2 separate regions of the Homo sapiens genome follow, and region 2 is linked to region 1. The links are chromatin loops, found by intact Hi-C in ENCODE. Cell type or tissue: Calu3. All regions are shown on one strand. Each heading gives the region's core, and the rest is flanking DNA. Links, peaks and the distances in the headings are about the cores only. Region 1 overlaps PRR5L (proline rich 5 like). Region 2 overlaps PRR5L (proline rich 5 like).

Evidence for each region. A loop is a pair of places that touch in the nucleus more often than their neighbours do. Peaks named below come from ENCODE experiments on the same cell type or tissue, not always from the same donor. Only the 100,000 strongest peaks of a DNase experiment are listed, where the experiment ranks them.
Region 2: it touches region 1 in a loop (2.5-fold over the local background); 16 of 110 quality-filtered maps call a loop at or near these places.

The regions. Positions count from the first base shown.
Region 1 is chr11:36,357,213-36,365,554 of GRCh38, forward strand. All of the region lies in intron 1 of PRR5L (proline rich 5 like), which reads left to right. Among named protein-coding and RNA genes, the nearest start is that of PRR5L, 65 kb to the left of the region's middle. In Calu3, for the core only: no CTCF peak of the experiment used is centred there; a DNase peak (open chromatin) is centred at 4,938.
Region 2 is chr11:36,308,797-36,317,138 of GRCh38, forward strand. All of the region lies in intron 1 of PRR5L (proline rich 5 like), which reads left to right. Among named protein-coding and RNA genes, the nearest start is that of PRR5L, 17 kb to the left of the region's middle. In Calu3, for the core only: no CTCF peak of the experiment used is centred there; a DNase peak (open chromatin) is centred at 4,055.

The DNA of each region.
Region 1 (8,342 bases), core at 241-8,240:
CAAGGTGAGGAAGCTGCAGAAGAAAAGTTGGAAGCTACAGGAGGTTGGTTCATGAGGTTTAAGGAAAGAAACCTGTCTCCATTACATAAAAGTGCAAGGTGAAGCAGCATGGGCTGATGGATAAGCTGCAGTAAGTTATATGGAAGATCTAGCTAAGATCATTGATGAAGGTGGCTAAACAGATTTTCAATGTAGGCAAACAGCTTTCATTGGAAGAAGGTGCTATCTAGGACTTTCATTTTAGTAAGAAGTCAGTGGTTGTTTCCAAATCTTCAAAGGACAGGCTGACTCTCTTCTTAGGAGCCAATGCAGCTAGTGACTTTAAGTTGAAGTCAGTCCTCATTTACCTTTTTCAAAATCCTAGGGCCCTTAAGAATTATGCTAAATATACTCTGCCTGTGCTCTGTTAGGGAAACAAGAAGTCCAGATGACAGCACATCTGCTTACAGCATGTTTTACAGAACATTTTAAGCCCACTGTTGAGACTACTATTCAGAAAAAAAAAAGATGCCTTTAAAAACATTACTGCTCATTGACAATGCACCTAGTCACCCAGAAGTTGTGATAAAGATGTACAAGGAGATTAATGTTTTCTGCCTGCTAACACAACATCCGTTCTGCAGCCCAGGGATCAAGGAGTAATTTTGATTTTCAAGTCTTATTATTTAAGAAATACGTTTTGTAAGGCTAAAGCTGTCATAGATAGTGTCTCCTCTGATGGATCTGAACAAAGTCAGTTGAAAATCTTCTAGAAAGGATTAACCATTTCAAGTGCCATTAAGAACATTTGTGATTCATGGGAGGAAGTTGAAACCTCAGCATTAACAGGTGTTTAGAAGAAGTTGATTTCAACCCTAATGAGTGACAGTGGTTTCTTGAGATAGAACCTCCTCCTGATGAAGATGCTGTGAACATTGTCAAAATAACAACAAAGATTTAGAATATTACATAAATTTAGTTGATAAAGCAGCGGCAGGGTTTAAGAGGACTGACCCCAATTTTGAAAGAAATTCCACTGAGGGTAAAATGCTATCAGCTATCTCTTGTGAAAGGAAGAGTTTTTTGTGAATGGAAGAATCAATCAATGAGGCTAACTTCGTTGTTGTCTTATTTTAAGAAATTGCCACAGCCACCCTAACCTTCAGCACCCACCACCCTGACCAGTCAGTCAGAAGCCATCAACATTGAGGCAACACCCTCCACCAGCAAAAAAGATTACTACTCACTGAAGCCTCAGATGATCAACATTTTTTAGCCGTATTTTTAAATTAAAGTATGTACATTTTTTAGGCACAATGCTATTGCACACACTTTTAATAGACTACGGTATAGTATAAGCATAACTTTTATATGCACCAGGGAACTCAAACATTTGTGTGACTCACTTTATTGTGATATTATTATTCACTTTATTGCTATGGTCTGGAACCAAACCTGCAATATCTCCAAGGTACGCCTGTATATAACTTCCAAGAATTTGGCAGTAACTGTCAGGAAAGAAATAGAATTACAACTACAAGGAGTAGCCAGCCATGTAGAGGTTTGTTTTTTCTTCTTCCCAAGGTGATAAATACACAATGGAAGTAAGAAAAAGGGCTGGCAAAGGGGAAGAGGATGAAGATACTGAAGAGGAAGGAAAGATACTTCATACATCTGGGAGGCGATAGTGCTCAGGGCACTGGTTAAGGGCTTTGGCACCTGGCTAGATTTGGAGATGTTTTGCATTTTACTTATTGACAATCCCTGATACATCAGTGCTTGGATTTTTAGTAATCAGTGGTTGGATTTTCAGTAACGTGGACCCACACTGACTTGCAGGCTCATATTCTTGTGGTTGGATGGTCCTTTATCTAATGCTAGGAGAACTGCATTTGAGTCCCAGTGCTGCCATTAAATAGCTGTGTGTGATTTTGGACAAATAAGTCACTTCATGTCGCTGAGCCTCAGTTTCCTCATCTGTAAGTGGCAGATTTGAACTAAAGATCCAGGGGTCCTTTGTACGTGAAGCGGTATTAACTTCTAATGAGAATAGAAGGATGTTCTGCCATTTTAGGTGAAAGATTAATCCTCTTATTGAAAGATTTTGTCTTAGCGTGGGAGAGAGGCCACAGTCACTTCCTTCGGTGTTGGAGAGAGAGGTGATTTGACCAGAATTGTAATAGAGTCCACATTATATTTATACAAGTGTATACTATTCTTTGAAATGGATTAATTTGTTACTGGAGTCTAGGGCATTAATTTTAATTTTAATTTTTTTACATATTAATTATCATTTTATTCTGGTGTTTTGTTCTTTAGGAAGACACAAATGTTTGTGATCAAATGCTGACAATCAATAATGATGCAAAGATGTCAGCAATTAGTGTAACACTTTCATTAAAACGTAGAAAATAACAGATAAGATACAGACATGATGATTCCAGAGCAGATGCCATGAAGACACTAACAGTATGTCCCAAAGGAGCGGATCAACAGAGACAGAGACGGGATAAATCCAGACTGGTCTATAACAGAAACTATAGGGCATTGTTTTAAATACTTCAGAAGCCTGGCCGAGTGCAGTGGCTCACCCGTGTAATCCCAGCACTTTGGGAGACCGAGGTGGGTGGATCACCTGAGGTCAGGAGTTTGAAGGCCAACAGGGCAAAACCCCATCTCTACTAAAAATACAAAAATCAGCTGGACATGGTGATGCGCGCCTGTAGTCCCAGCTACTAGGAAGTCTGAGACATAAGAATTGCTTGAGCCTGGGAGGCAGAGGTTGCAGTGAGCCGAGATCATGCCACTGCACTCCAGCCTGGGCGACAGAGTGAGACTCTGTCACACACACACACACACACACACACACACATACACACACACCCACACACACACACACACACAGACACACAAAACAGAAAACTTATGTTCTTTATTAGCTAAATTCATGCCTGAATCTCAGGAGAATCATGAAATATTGCTACCTTGTGTCTAGTAGAATGACAATGACATACTGTTCTTCTCTGGACAAGTCTACCTATTATTAGTGGGATGGTTACCTCCCTAAGTGTTGAGTTCTCAGGAAGGAGGATCAAATGGGATATCTATGTGCTAACCATCAGTTGCTAACAGTATTTAATAAGCATAATTTTCTCTAACCACCAGAGTTATAAAATATAACTCAGCAAATGCTTAGAGTGCCTACTATGTATAAGGTACCAAACAGGAAAATGGGGACGAGAGATGTCAGTTTTGCTGATCAAAGCCTGTCACCCAATAAAAACCCAAAACAGGAAACCATGACAAATATCTGACTATCTGGTGTGCAGCCATTTGGAACACAAAGGGGTATGTGCACATGTAACATCGCACATGTAACACACACACCCACATGCATGCAAGCCATCAGCTCAAGGCGTATGTGTGTGCATGCATAAATGCATGTGTGTGTGTATGTTTAGGGTCAGTGTGGAATAATAGGCTGAATAAGAGGGTAAGGTTTTATGATATACACCCAGGGGGAAAATCTGTGTAAGTCATGCTTTTATCTTGTTAGGTATATGTTATTACTCAAGAACACTTACACCTGGTGATCCAGCAGCTCAAACACACATACATGCACACACTCCTAACTTGATATCACCCTGGTGTACACTAATTGTCTTAAGCCACTCATTTGATTCAAGAAGCAAGTATAACTCTACAGCAGCAGTTCTCGACATGTGGTCAGAGACCCCTGAAGTTGCCTGCAGGAACTGTGAAGTCACGCAGGGCCCCATGCTCAGAGCTCAGTTCAATGTTCTGCTGTGGCTGTCTTGAAATGCTTTATAACTTTTGGACAAGAAACAGCACTTTCACTTTGCACTGGTCCCCACCTATGTAACTCATCTTAGTTGCTTGAGATCCTTTTAGGAGGTCCATGAGCTCAAAACTATTTTAACAAGACTAACAACATTAATATATTATTTGCCTTTTCTACTCTGATTTTCACACAAGTATACAGTGGAGTTTTCCGGAGGTGACATGGCATTGGTATTGCAACAGACTAAGTGCACAGCAGATACGAGAATCCAGATCTCTTAGGCCAGATATTCAAGAGATTTGCAGAAATAAAAAACAAAGCCACTTTTCTTGCTATATATACCTTTTGCTTTTGGAAAATATAGCTATTTTTCATAAAAATACATTACTTATGTTAATTTGTAATGGCTTTTAAAATTATTTTTAAATCGATTAATAAATAACCAAGGATTTTCTCAGTTTTAGTTTCTAATATGTTAAGTATCAACAGATATAACTTATAAAAACAAAAGACTTTAAGGCTCATAATAATTTCTAAGACTTTAAAGGGTTACTGAGTTCAAAAAGTTTGAGTCACTGATCTCTAGGTATTTACTGTTTCTACCAGAGGAAAGAAATCATTGTGGGAATGTGATCAAACGATAGTGTGTTTGCTTATACTTGTTCATTTATGTGGGCAAATCAATGTCTACTGAAAAAAATGAGGTAAAGAGACAACCTTTTTCATTACCCTTGGACTTCTGCAGAATTTTCCTAAGTGTGACCTAACACAAGTCACTTGTTTTTACTTGTTTTTCTCCTTTGTTTTAGAGCAGCAGGTTCTAGGTTATATCTAACTCTTGTGGTTTTCTAAAATGGAATGGCTGTTAAAGAGAGATCGCGAGCCTCTCTTCCCTCGAGGGGCTTGGGAGAGGTGATACAGACGATTCCAGCATGAGGCACAGTTGGATAAAGTGACCTCTGAGGGTCCTTTCAGTTTGGAGGATGCTAGTAGAGAGAGTCTTTTCCCTTACCAAGTTCAAAGTCGGGGGGTGCTGAAGTAATAACAAATGAGTACATAAAAGGCAAAAAAAAAAAAAAAAGACATTCTGTCAGCACGGAAGCAGCAGGCAGTCACCAGAGACTCCTGCCTTCCATTGGCGAACCGGTCACCGGCTCCGTCCTGAAAACAGAACTTGCTCCGAGTGATGTAGGCAAGGGAGAATGCTTCTGATGGGAGGGCAGGGCAGGGTGGGTATGGGAATCGCATGCTCTCATTCTTATGACTCTGACTCACTGAAACGGATCCCTCCCTTCCCTTTTTGAGGACCCTATTCCTTCACTTTTAGCACCAAAGTGCTGACGTGCCTTTTCCCCACTTGTCTTTAGAAAATCTATCTTGCAAGTGAATGCTAAGGTGCTGGGCTATTGACAGTTTCACACATCACCCTTGGCGGGGTGGGGGTGGGCGGACGGGGGCGGTGGTTGGTGGGAAACAATGACAAGGAGAACCGGAGACAGTATCTTTACCCCAGGAACAAATCTCCAAAAAAGGACGTTTTAGACACTGGGCAAGCAGAATTGACATATTGGGGAAAGAATGTTTTTCTAGCACTTCTCACACCATGCCTGCTGTTTCTGTTTGAAAGCATAATCAATTATGTCTGTCCTCCCTTCTTCTCTCCACCCATCTTTCCTTTCTCACTTCCACTTTTCCTCCTTCCTTCCATAAAAGGTCTTATGGATTCTCTGTTATAGCCCAGGAATTGCTTAGATATTGGGGATTCAAAGATAAATAATGTGCTGTCATTGATTTTATAATTTGTGAGTGGCGACAGACAGGTAAACTGATCACTGTAACAAGAGGAGGCAAATGCTGCATGGGTGGGGGCTGGGGGGTGGTGTGTGTGCTGAGTGCTTGGGCAGCCTGCCTGGGATGGAGGAGCAGGGCAGCCCTTTGACCTGGCTCCTGCAGGGGAAGTGGGTATTTCTAAGGGGGAGAAAGAGAACAAGGTTCTCCAGGCCCAGAGACGTTAAGTCGTGCACCCAGGTTCACATGGCTATGTCACTGGACCAGGCCTGAGCCTGGTTTGTCTCTGCACCCTCGACCTGTGTGCAATAACTACTGCCTTTCCCAGACCACAGGCATCTCAGTGTGCCTGGGCATAGGATGAGGTGAGAGGGAAAGAGTGGCCGGGAATGAGGCTGTGGTCAAGATTCCACACACCATTCTTTGCATCATACCAGGAGACAGAAAGAGAGGCAAATATTTATGGACCAGGAGAAAAGTAAGCCCAATTCTTTGCTGTTAACTTACATTCATGACACAAGTTATTTAAAATATATTCCTGGAGTGCTTTCGAAGTGTGAGGGCAGACATCACTCCTTGACCTCTGGGAGCTCATATCTTTCTTTCCAGATTAGCTGGGGACAGATTGACTGTACTAAGCAGAATTCACTGTTAATAGCTCAATGCCTTTTCTGCAGATGCTGTGGTTACAGCTCCTCACCGCTTCCTTAGAAGCTCTTTTGCCCCTTCTGATAATAAATGACCTGACTCTTGTCTTTTCTTTTCCCCTTCCTCCTGACCCGCCTTTGAGAGATGAATCAACCCCCGGGCAGGTTTCCTGCAAGGAGTGGAGGAAGGGCCCCAGCTCCTAGACCAGCAGAAAAAGCAGGAGTTGACTGATTTCTGCTAAGCTCACTTGACAAAGGGATCTGGTCCCCTTTACCTACCAGTCTTTCTGTACCTGCCTGACACTGGCAAGGCACTTACTCTTCCAGAAACAGCTGGGCCAGAGGAAAATGGCCCACCCCTCCCACAAGAATGCCAAGAAGCAATCGGCTGTTAATTTCCAGTAGGACGAACAGGAACCCTTTCAACCAGGAAATCTAAATTGAACAGTGATTAAGTCATTCAAGCTCCATGGCCCTGTTTAATTTCCAGGTCTACAGATGGCTCTGCCTTCCTCTTAGAGACCATTTTTAGCCACTGGTCTTGGGAGGGTATTTCACTTTTAAATAAGGCACCTGCATGTTCTTGTCAGGCTGCACTCTGTGGTGGTTAAACCCACAGACTAGTGGGGGCAGAATGTCCAGGTGTGAATTTCAGCTCTGCCATTTGCTGTGTGACTTTGGGCAAGTTACTTACCTCTCTGTGCTTCAGTTTCCTCATCTGTGAAATGGAAATAATAATAATTGCACTGGGCTCATAGTGTTGTTTCATGTTTTAGGAGAATTAATGAGTTGACACTTGTGATGTGCTGAGAGCTATGCATAGTAAACATTTTTGGGGGTTAAATTAATACACATATTTAACTATCCAACTGTGAATGGGACTTGCCTTTGTCCTTTCCTTCTCTCGTGAGGTCTGTCATTAGATAGAGGGAATGAATTTAGTAAAGAGGTTAAATGCAGAGATTTGGGGATCAAATTGCCTCAGTTCAAGTCCTGACTCCACCACTTAATTAGAGGTTAAGTCACCTCACCCCTCTGCTCTTCGGTGTCTTCATCTGTAAGGTAGGTTATAATTGCACCTATTTCTTAGGATGGTCATGGAGAATGAGCTTTGTAAAGTTCTTAGAATAGTGCCTGGTGCTTAGCTTAGTAAGTGCTCAGTAAATTTTACCTATTGCATTATTACAAACTCAAAAAAAGTGCCATATAAACACAGCAGTTTTGATTATACAAGCTACAAGCTGCCCAAAGCTAACATCCTTAGCAAGTGTAGCCAGGACCTCAAGCCAGCTCCTAGAGGCTGGCTGTGTGTTAGTCAGCAGGAAGCTTGGCAGTCTGTCCAGGTGTGGAAGAGCTCAGCTCTCCCGTGTTTGAGTCCTGACTTTCCTGCTTGTTAAAGGTGTGACGTCGGGCAATTTGACATCTCTAAACCTCAATTTGTTTCCTTTCTCCCTCCCTCCGTTCCTTTCTCTCTTCCTTCCTCTAGTGAACATTTATTGAGTGGCTGCTCAGTGGAGGAGGCACTGTGTGAAGTTCTAGATATTCCCCAATAGACAGTTCAGTGATCCGTACATCACAGGCAGGCTGTAAGGATTAAACGAGTTACTATCTGCTGGGGGCTTAGTCTGGGCCTGGTACTTAATGTAAACTCAGTAAATAATGGCTGCTCATGCTGATTTCCTATCAAACGTCCTTAGATCATATCTGTTAGGTCTCATCATCCCTTCTGTGAAGGAGGTAGCTGGTTCTTATGATAAAGCACTTAGCGGGAATGATCGTTCAAGTTTACTTGCTTTGTTTCTGCAGTGGAAACTGAAGCAGGGCTTTTTTTTTTCTCTGTAAATTTGGGAGACTATCAGCAGACCAGTCATCCAAGAAATTAAAAAGCCGAAAGCAGAGTCTACTGAGTAGACTCAATTAAGATCTCCCCTCGTCTTATACAGTCTCGGGTCCTTTCGAAGCAAGTTTGACTGACAGGGAATTCTTTTGTCTAGGACCACATTTCCCAATTATATCCTGCTGAATATTATTTCCTTAAGCTGTTAATAGTATTCCATGAAATGAAATTAAACTATTGAATTTTTTTTTCTGAAGACCACCTCCAAGTTCTTAATATACGACTGCAT
Region 2 (8,342 bases), core at 115-8,114, 49 kb before region 1:
GCTTGCACTGTTTGGCTTGGCCTTCTGCTATTCTGACAGCCAACAGAAGAGCATAACTTGGGTAGCCACTGCCCTTTCTCCCTGTGCTCCAGAATTAGTCACATGGAACAGACACAAACCTGAACTAAGGCAGAATTGCCCTAGTCAACCTGCAGATCTGTAAGTGAGAAAAAGAAAGGCTTATTTTCCTCAGTCACAAAGTTTTTATTTTGCAGCAGTATTGCAGCAATAGTAGACGGATACAGGTGAAATTTGAGGGCATTCAGCAAAGTGTATGGAGAGTGTAGACAAATTAGATAAGCTGTGAGAATATGTCTCATCGAAGCAGCTCCTGGAATAACAAGTGTTAAGTATGGCTCAGGGAGGGAAAGACTTGGAGTTGTTTTGGTGAGTTTCTTGGAGCAGCCTAAATTCTAAGAACTTTCTATAAACTGTTTTCTGACCTATTCTCACCAAAACAAGCATCAACGCCAAGAAATTACTAAACCATGTGTTTCATCATCAATACGCAAATGTAGAATAATGTAGAAGAAAGAGCACTAGACATGGTGAGGTTTTGGACCACAGCTGTGTACTAGTTTAGCTCACGTCTAGTCTGTGGCTTCAGGCATGTCATTTAATTTCTCTCAACTTTACTTTCCTCACCTGCAAGTTAATGGTAGTTTTAAGAATAAAATTATCAGGCATATCTATGGTTTTCAAACTGTACATTTAGTGATGGGATTTTCTTCAAAGAAAATCAACAGGTAAACCTGAGAACTGAATATCACAGTCAGTTTAAACATTCCTTATTTGGAACCAAGTCTTTTACTGTTGGTGGTAGTGAGCATGATGGTGGTGGTGGTAGTGGGGATGATGATGGTGGTGGTGGTATATGATTTCAAAGTCTCCAAAAATGTTTCCTTGTCTTCTCTTTCTTCCAGATCCCTCTCACTGGCTGTGATCTGAAAGCCACAATTAAAGATTTTGTATGTGTGTTTTGGCACACTTCTCAGATTAAAGGGATGAAGAGACTCATCCATACTCAACAAGTCCACCATAATGACAACACAGTCACTTTTACAGTTCTATGATGTCTCAAAGTGTCTGTACATCACCCATGATTATCCCGTTAGTTATGTGGCAATTCTTTGACTCCATGTCAAAGAATGACTCCATCATCCCCACTACCACCACCACCATCATCCCCACTACGACCACCACCATCACTATTAGAGCAGAACAATTTACCATCCTGACCTGGAAGCCTGTTGTGTCCTCTCAAAAGAACACATCATCATTCCGTGGCTTGACATAATGCTGGGCTTCTTTACTCATATGTGCTACAAATGGTACCCCAATTTACTCTGTCCCCAAGGGTATTCTCGGTTCACAACTCTGTCTGACAGTGAATAACAATAAGTACGATCAGTTGTTGCAAAAATAGATTTTACCGTTAGATCAAAACTTGGCAGCAAGCGCATCAAGAACTCCCGTGTGTCCAGCCCACTGCTTTAGAACTACTGCCTTAAGTATATTTCCACTTTGAAACTCACTCCCCTGATCCTTAGGAGCTGTTTACACTTTAATAAGAATGAGCCCATTAGAGTCCACCCAGAGAGCATTTAATAGGGGCGAAGTAGAGCCTCTTAGTTTGAATTCACTCAGGAGCAGACCCTGAGACAAGGATACAAATGCAAGTAATTTATTTGGAAGGTTACTGTTACACAAGTAAGGAAGTTAGGTGGGCAAGGGAAAGTAGCCAATAAAAGATGAATTGTCAAGAAAATTACCCATGTGGGTGACTGAAGCTAAATCCTACCAGGGGACTCCCAGAACCAGCATGGAACATGCACCCAAGAGTTCTCCCACACAAGAGGAAAAGGACTTGCAATATTTATACAGCAACTTCCTTAGTCACTGGTTAAGAATGTTCTCAGGGGCTGGGTGTGGTGGCTCACGCCTGTAATCGCAGCACTTTGGGGGGCCGAGGTGGGCAGATTACAAGGTCAGAAGATTGAGACCATCCTGGCGAACATGGTGAAACCCCGTCTCTACTAAAAATACAAAAATTAGCTTGGCATGGTGGCGTGTGCCTGTAATCCCAGCTACTCGGGAGGCCAAGGCAAGAGAATCGCTTGAACCAGGGAGTCAGAGGTTGCAGTGAGCCGAGATTATGCCACTGCACTCTGCCTGGTGACAGAGTGAGACTCCGTCTCCAAAAAAAAAAAAAAAAAAAAAGAATGTTCCCAGGAATATCAGTCCTGAATTTTCTGGCCTTCCATGTGCATGAGCATAATGCACCCCATAGCATCAATTACAGGGAGAATGGGAGGAAGGAAGAGCTTGAGAATGCAGCAATTGAGTTTAGGGAAGGAAAGGATGTCAAGGGTGTTCAAAGTTTCTTAATTCTCATTTTGTTCAGTGCTAGTCCCATTCTAAGGCGTGGCTGCTTGGCATAGCAGTTTTTAGTAAAAACCTTAAAGAGGTAGAAGAAGAAATATCACCTCTTGGTGACATATCTAGCACCAACAGGACATTTTCACAACTTCAGGCAAGCATTTCTGGCTTGGATGGGGCAGAGCCAGGGGAGCAAATGTCTTGGTAGAGTGGGCTATTGCTTGGCTCCTAATGGGCCCAGCCAAAGAAGCAAAGGCCTCCCTGCTTGGCCCCCTCATGGGTTGGTAGGCTATGCTGGGTTGAATTTTATATCATCTTAACAAACCAACTGAAGTTATAATAAAAAAATTGGAGAGGTTTACTACTTTTATGAAAACTATAAGACATTAAGCACTAATGCTCTATGTATGGGGTTACCTAGTTCAAGATGTCACTTTTTTTTCTGGGCTGAGGAGAAATGGGGTCTTTGGAAAAAGGTAGATATGGCAGTCTCCTGGCACAGTAAGATCTTTTCACACAGGGGCTTTTGCTGAATGTTTTGCTTTTTTACTCTGAGAGCTTTTAGTGGTGGATAGCGTTGGAATTTTGGATGTCTATCTATCTTTCTCCTCTCTGAGCTCTAGCCAATTGAGGTATATATTTAAGGAGTTCAAAGTATCAACTTATGAATAACAAAAGCTTGGAGACCATCTGAATGTTTGGTAATATGGGAAAGATTAAATATTAATACATTATGGTAAATCCATACACTGTAACTCTATGTAGCTATAAAAGAGAATGAAGATGCCCCCCTGAATATTCACATGAAAAAAGTGCCAATAAAATGGGAAGGAGTGAGAGGAGATAACATATTTGCAGTGTCTTTTATATGCATGAAATTTGGAAAGAATCACAAGAAAATACTAATAGGTAGGGCTTGGGAGTAGGAACAGGGTAGGTGGGAGCGTGGGTGGCAGAGAGAATTTTTACTGAATACCGTTTTTTGAGAAGCACGTAAATATATTCCCTGTATCTACCTAGACATGTAGAGAAAGACTCAAAGAGGGGAAGACATAGGGGCAACTGATTAAAATTCTTGCTTTGTTCCTCAGATCATGAGTCATCAGAGTGTATCTGACCATGACTTTGGGAAAGGGAAAAAAGGTGGGGGAAGAAAAGATGGGAAAGTACAAATGGGAGAACAGGGGTTGTGTACTCGGAAGGTAAAGATCACCATCTCCATCTGTTAAACACAGCACTGCTGTGCTGTCTACATTTCACTCAGCAGGTGTGCTTTACACCAAGTAGGTGCTTGGAAGTATGCCTGCTAAGGGCTGAGCCAGCCAGAGTGTTGTATGATCTGTTGGACCAGCTGTTCATTGCCACTCACTTGAGAGGTGGTTTAAGGTGATGGATAAGAGCATGGTCTCCTCCATCAGAATAAACCAATGTTCAAGTCCTGGCTCTGCCACTTACTAAACACGTGGGACTAGGTCCCTATTTCATCCTCTCTGAGCCTCTGTCTTCCCTTGTAAAACAGGAATACTGGTATTACCCACCTCACTATTATGAAGTATAACATACAGCGTGCACAGCACAGTGTCTGGCCCATTGTAGTTGCTCAATAGCTTTTAGTGTTTGCTTTTATGAGTTTGAGTCATCTTTGTGGTGAGGATTACAGACCCTGACCCCTCTACTTGAGGTAGAACCAAGTCTATGGTTTCTCAGCCTGGGCAGGGCAACCTGCCCTTTTCTGACTTTTCTGTGTGATGCAGCAGCTGCATTTCCATTCCAGCTTCCAAGGGCTGAGTGTGGGGGTCTCCAGAGGAGCCGCTTTACTGACAGATGTATCCTCTAGGATTCCAGAGGCAATGCCAGATGTCAGTGTGCAGCTGTGTTCACAGAACATCCTATCAATGTTTATTCCCTGTGTAGTTGCAAAGCAAATGGCTTAATGCCATTGTAAAAACAACTCTAAAAGTTAATAGTTCTTCTAATAGGAACCCCCTCACCGCCACCTTCAGCAGCACCAAATTGTTAGTTCTCAGTCTTCTGTCTCACAGAAAGAAAACCAGATTACACCTTGGTCAAGAAATGTACCTAAAGTTTCCCTCTTGATGATTTAATCTTGGTTGGGGTGAGAAAAAAGCAGGTATCAGCTGTGCTATTGGGGATTTCCTAACCCTTTATATTATTACATGTTTCATCCTGCCTTGAGGAAGAAGTTTAAGCTACGCCAATATTCGGGGCTCAAAGAGTTATGTATGTTTCAAGTTTTCAAAATGTTTGATATATCAAAGATGGTTTTTGTCCTGGTCCCTGCGTTCTGACTGGAGACACTTTGCTTTGTTGGGTAGCCAAATGCTGCCTCCTTTTGAAGCAGCAGGTGAGCCAATGACAAATGTAATGGGGAGTGGGGCAGAGATGCTCTAAGAATGGAGGGACCTGGGACTGGACATCTGGCTTGTGAGTCCAAGTTCATTCCCGATGTCTTTTCCTGTATGAAAAAGCCAAGCACCTCAAATTAAGGTTCCAGAAGCAGCCAACCTGTAGTTTTAACAGCATGATTGACCTTGTCTGCATTGCCAGTTCAATCTACCTTGAGGAAGAATACTAAATAGAGTTTGCCCATGGTCAACTCAGGAACTAGAGGTGGGAGGTTAGAAGGCACTGCAATTACTGCCATTGCTGATTTCTCCTCAGTCCACTACACTCTAGGCAGCATGCACTGGGCAGTTTGGTGTAGTGGTTCAGATTATGGGCTCTGAAGCCACACTGCCTGAATTCAAGTCCCAGCAGTGCTCTTATTAACAGCTGTGTGGTTTTGACCTAGTTATTTAAATTCCATGTGCTTCAATTTCTCTGATGTAAAATGGTGGTTACAATATCTCTACTTCACAGTATTGTGAGGGTTAAATAATTAACATGGGTAAGATACCTGTTTGATAGTGAGCAGTGTAGAAACTTAGTCTCAAATACCCTGTAATGAGTCTTTTCGTTTATTTGTTTAGTACCTGGTACTAAAGAGGACCTAATTCAAATGAATCGTGTAGTTGACAAGCAGGAACTGAAATAAGTTCCCTGTAAATTATTTACGTAACTTGGATGGGAGGACAGCTGGTCCCTTGGGCTTGGGCTCCTGTACCCACATGAGCAATCTCTGTTTTTGCCTTGCAACAGTCCACAGCTAGGGTTAAGTTATCTGGAAAGAATCTCCCCACACATCAGTAAAGTGGACTTGGCTCACAATAAGCTGGTGAGGTCTGAGGAGGGGGTGAGGGGACGTATATTGCACATACTTCAACACACACATACATGCACCTGCACATCCCTGCAAACCACTTTCACAACTTTCAGGATTTCTTCTCTCCAAAGTCCCACTTGGCTATGTTTTAAGGGTTCCCCTTGATGCCCTTTGCTCCATAGCAGCCTCCAGTGTTGTTTTTGCTCTGCCTCTGGGGAACTTCAAATTCCTTACTCTTTTTAGTAAGCGGAGCTGTTTAGCTCTGTCCCTGCTCTGACCCTCAATATTACTCCATCATACACATCGCAGCCCAACGTCTTCAACTAGATTCATTGATGTATGAAGACGGCGCTTTCCTTAAGGGGTCTCAAAGCACTTTGCAGACATCCAAATGTCCATTCCCCATTTAAGTGCCTGCTCTGTTGTTCACTATCTATGTGACCTTGGGTGAGTTATTTCACCTCTCTGAGTCTCAGGTCACTCAACTGAAAAATGAAGATAATGCAAGGACTGTGGAGGTTGCTAGGAAGAAGTGAAATCATGATTGCAAAACATAGAACAGCGCCTGGTGTCTAATAGCATCACAATGTATGCTTTTTGTATAACTATATAGCAGAATCCTTCATCTAAGTTGGATTTCTCACAGTAGAAAATGGGCATTGACAACTTTTTATGATGTGTGTATAAGGACTATAGGGCACAAAGGAGTGAACAGGGCTATCTAGACGGCACTAGGAACTTTTGCAAGTTACTTAATCACTACACATTAGTCTCCTCCATTGTAAAATGGGGATAGTAATCATACTTATTTATGACTGTCGGGGAGATGAAATGAGATACTGCATGCAAAAACAGAGTCTAGTCCAATGTAAGAATTTAGAAAAGCATAGCTATTATTATTAAAAGCATATGTTTTTAATTGAACTATTAGGATAAGAAAGCATATTTGCCTCCTTTCCTGATGTATTTTGTATTTTGATTTGATGTATAGATGTATTTTGGAAATCCTGATGTTATTTTGCTGAAGGCTTTAGTCAAGACAGAAGTTATTTAAGCTGATAGCTTTGGCTTTAGAAGTATTAAATCACTACACAGTCCATAAACTTACTAATAATTGTCTCTTGATATTTCATTTGAAAATCTGAACTTCTTTTTGGGCTGTTAGCTTTGTAGTAATTTCCTTTCATCAGTGACACATTAGAATTAATCTGAAGTATAAGAGAATAGTTCAGTACTCTTGACCAGTGTTCCCTTTGATTTTGTATAAACTGTGAGCAATTGGCCATATTCCACAAGCAACTAGTTATGAAGGTGGAATATGCATGAGCAGACTTTAGTGTTGAGATCAAATAAAGCTTGCAGCAAATTTAATGTGATGTTGTAAAGGATATGCAAAAACCAATATTGTGCTGTGTGATAATTAGACATAAACGCAGTTCACACAGATGAGTGTAGGTGCCTTCCCTGAAACAAGCCCTTCTAGGATTAGCTACCTAAGAAGTGGGTGGGCCTGTTAGGAGCAGAAAACAGCTTTGGAGCCCCTCAGAATTCTTCTGAACTAAGAGCCTCCAGATGTCTGTTCATGGAGATGGAGCCTGGGTGACCAGGAGGCTTATCGGGACCAGGACATGACAAAATCAACCTCCTCCTGATTGTTATAGGGGATTGACTGAGGGGAAGTGTATTAGTCTAGGACAGGAATCAGCAAACTTTTTTATGAAGGGCGAGATAGAAAATAATTTAGGCACCGAGGGCCATATGGTCTGTGTTGCAGTTACTCAACACTGCCATTGTAGGGCAAAAGCAGCAATAAAGGATACAAACGGGTCTGGCTGTGTTCCAATAAAACTTTATAGAAACAGGTGATCTGCTGGACATGGCTGTGGTTTGCCAGCTCCTTCTTTAACCATCTGATGGGTTCACCTTGCCCACTGCCTAGACAGAGCTGATTTATCAAGACAGGGGAATTGCAATGGAGAAAGAGTAATTCATGCAGAACCAGCTGTGCAGGAGACCAAGGTTTTATTATTACTCAAATCAGTCTCCCAGAGCATTTGGGGATGGGATTTTTTAAAGAGAATTTAGCAAGTAGGGGCTTGGGAAGTGGGAAGTGCTGATTGGTGAGGTTGGAAATGGAAGCATAGAGGGGGTTGAAATGAGGTTTTCTTGCTGTCTTCTGTTCCTGGGTCAGATCACAGAACTGGTTGAGCCAGATTACCGGTCTGGGTGGTGTCAGCTGATCCATCCAGTGCAGGGTCTGCAAAATATCTCAAGCACTGATCTTAGGTTTTACAATAGTGATGTTATCCCTAGGAGCAATTTGGGAAGGGTCAGACTCTTGCATCCAGAGGCTGCATGACCCCTAAAACATAATTTCTAATTTTGTAGCTAATTTGTTAGTCCTACAAAGGCAGACTGATCTCCAGGCAAGAAGGGGGTCTTTTTGGGAAAGGGTTACTATCAATTTTGTTTCAGAGTAAAACTATAAACTAAATTCCTTCCTAAGGTTAGCTCAGCTTATGCCTAGGAATGAACAAGGACAGCTTAAATGTTAGGAGCAAGATGGAGTCAATTAGGTCTGATCTTTTTCACTGTCATAATTTCCTCAGTTATAATCTGTACAGAGGTGGCTTCACTCCTAGTCTAGACTAAGGCTCTGAATGGGAAACTGGAGGAGAACCCAAACCAACACTTTCCAGAAAAGGCTAGCATCTGGGTTGATGAATGAAATAAGGCCATG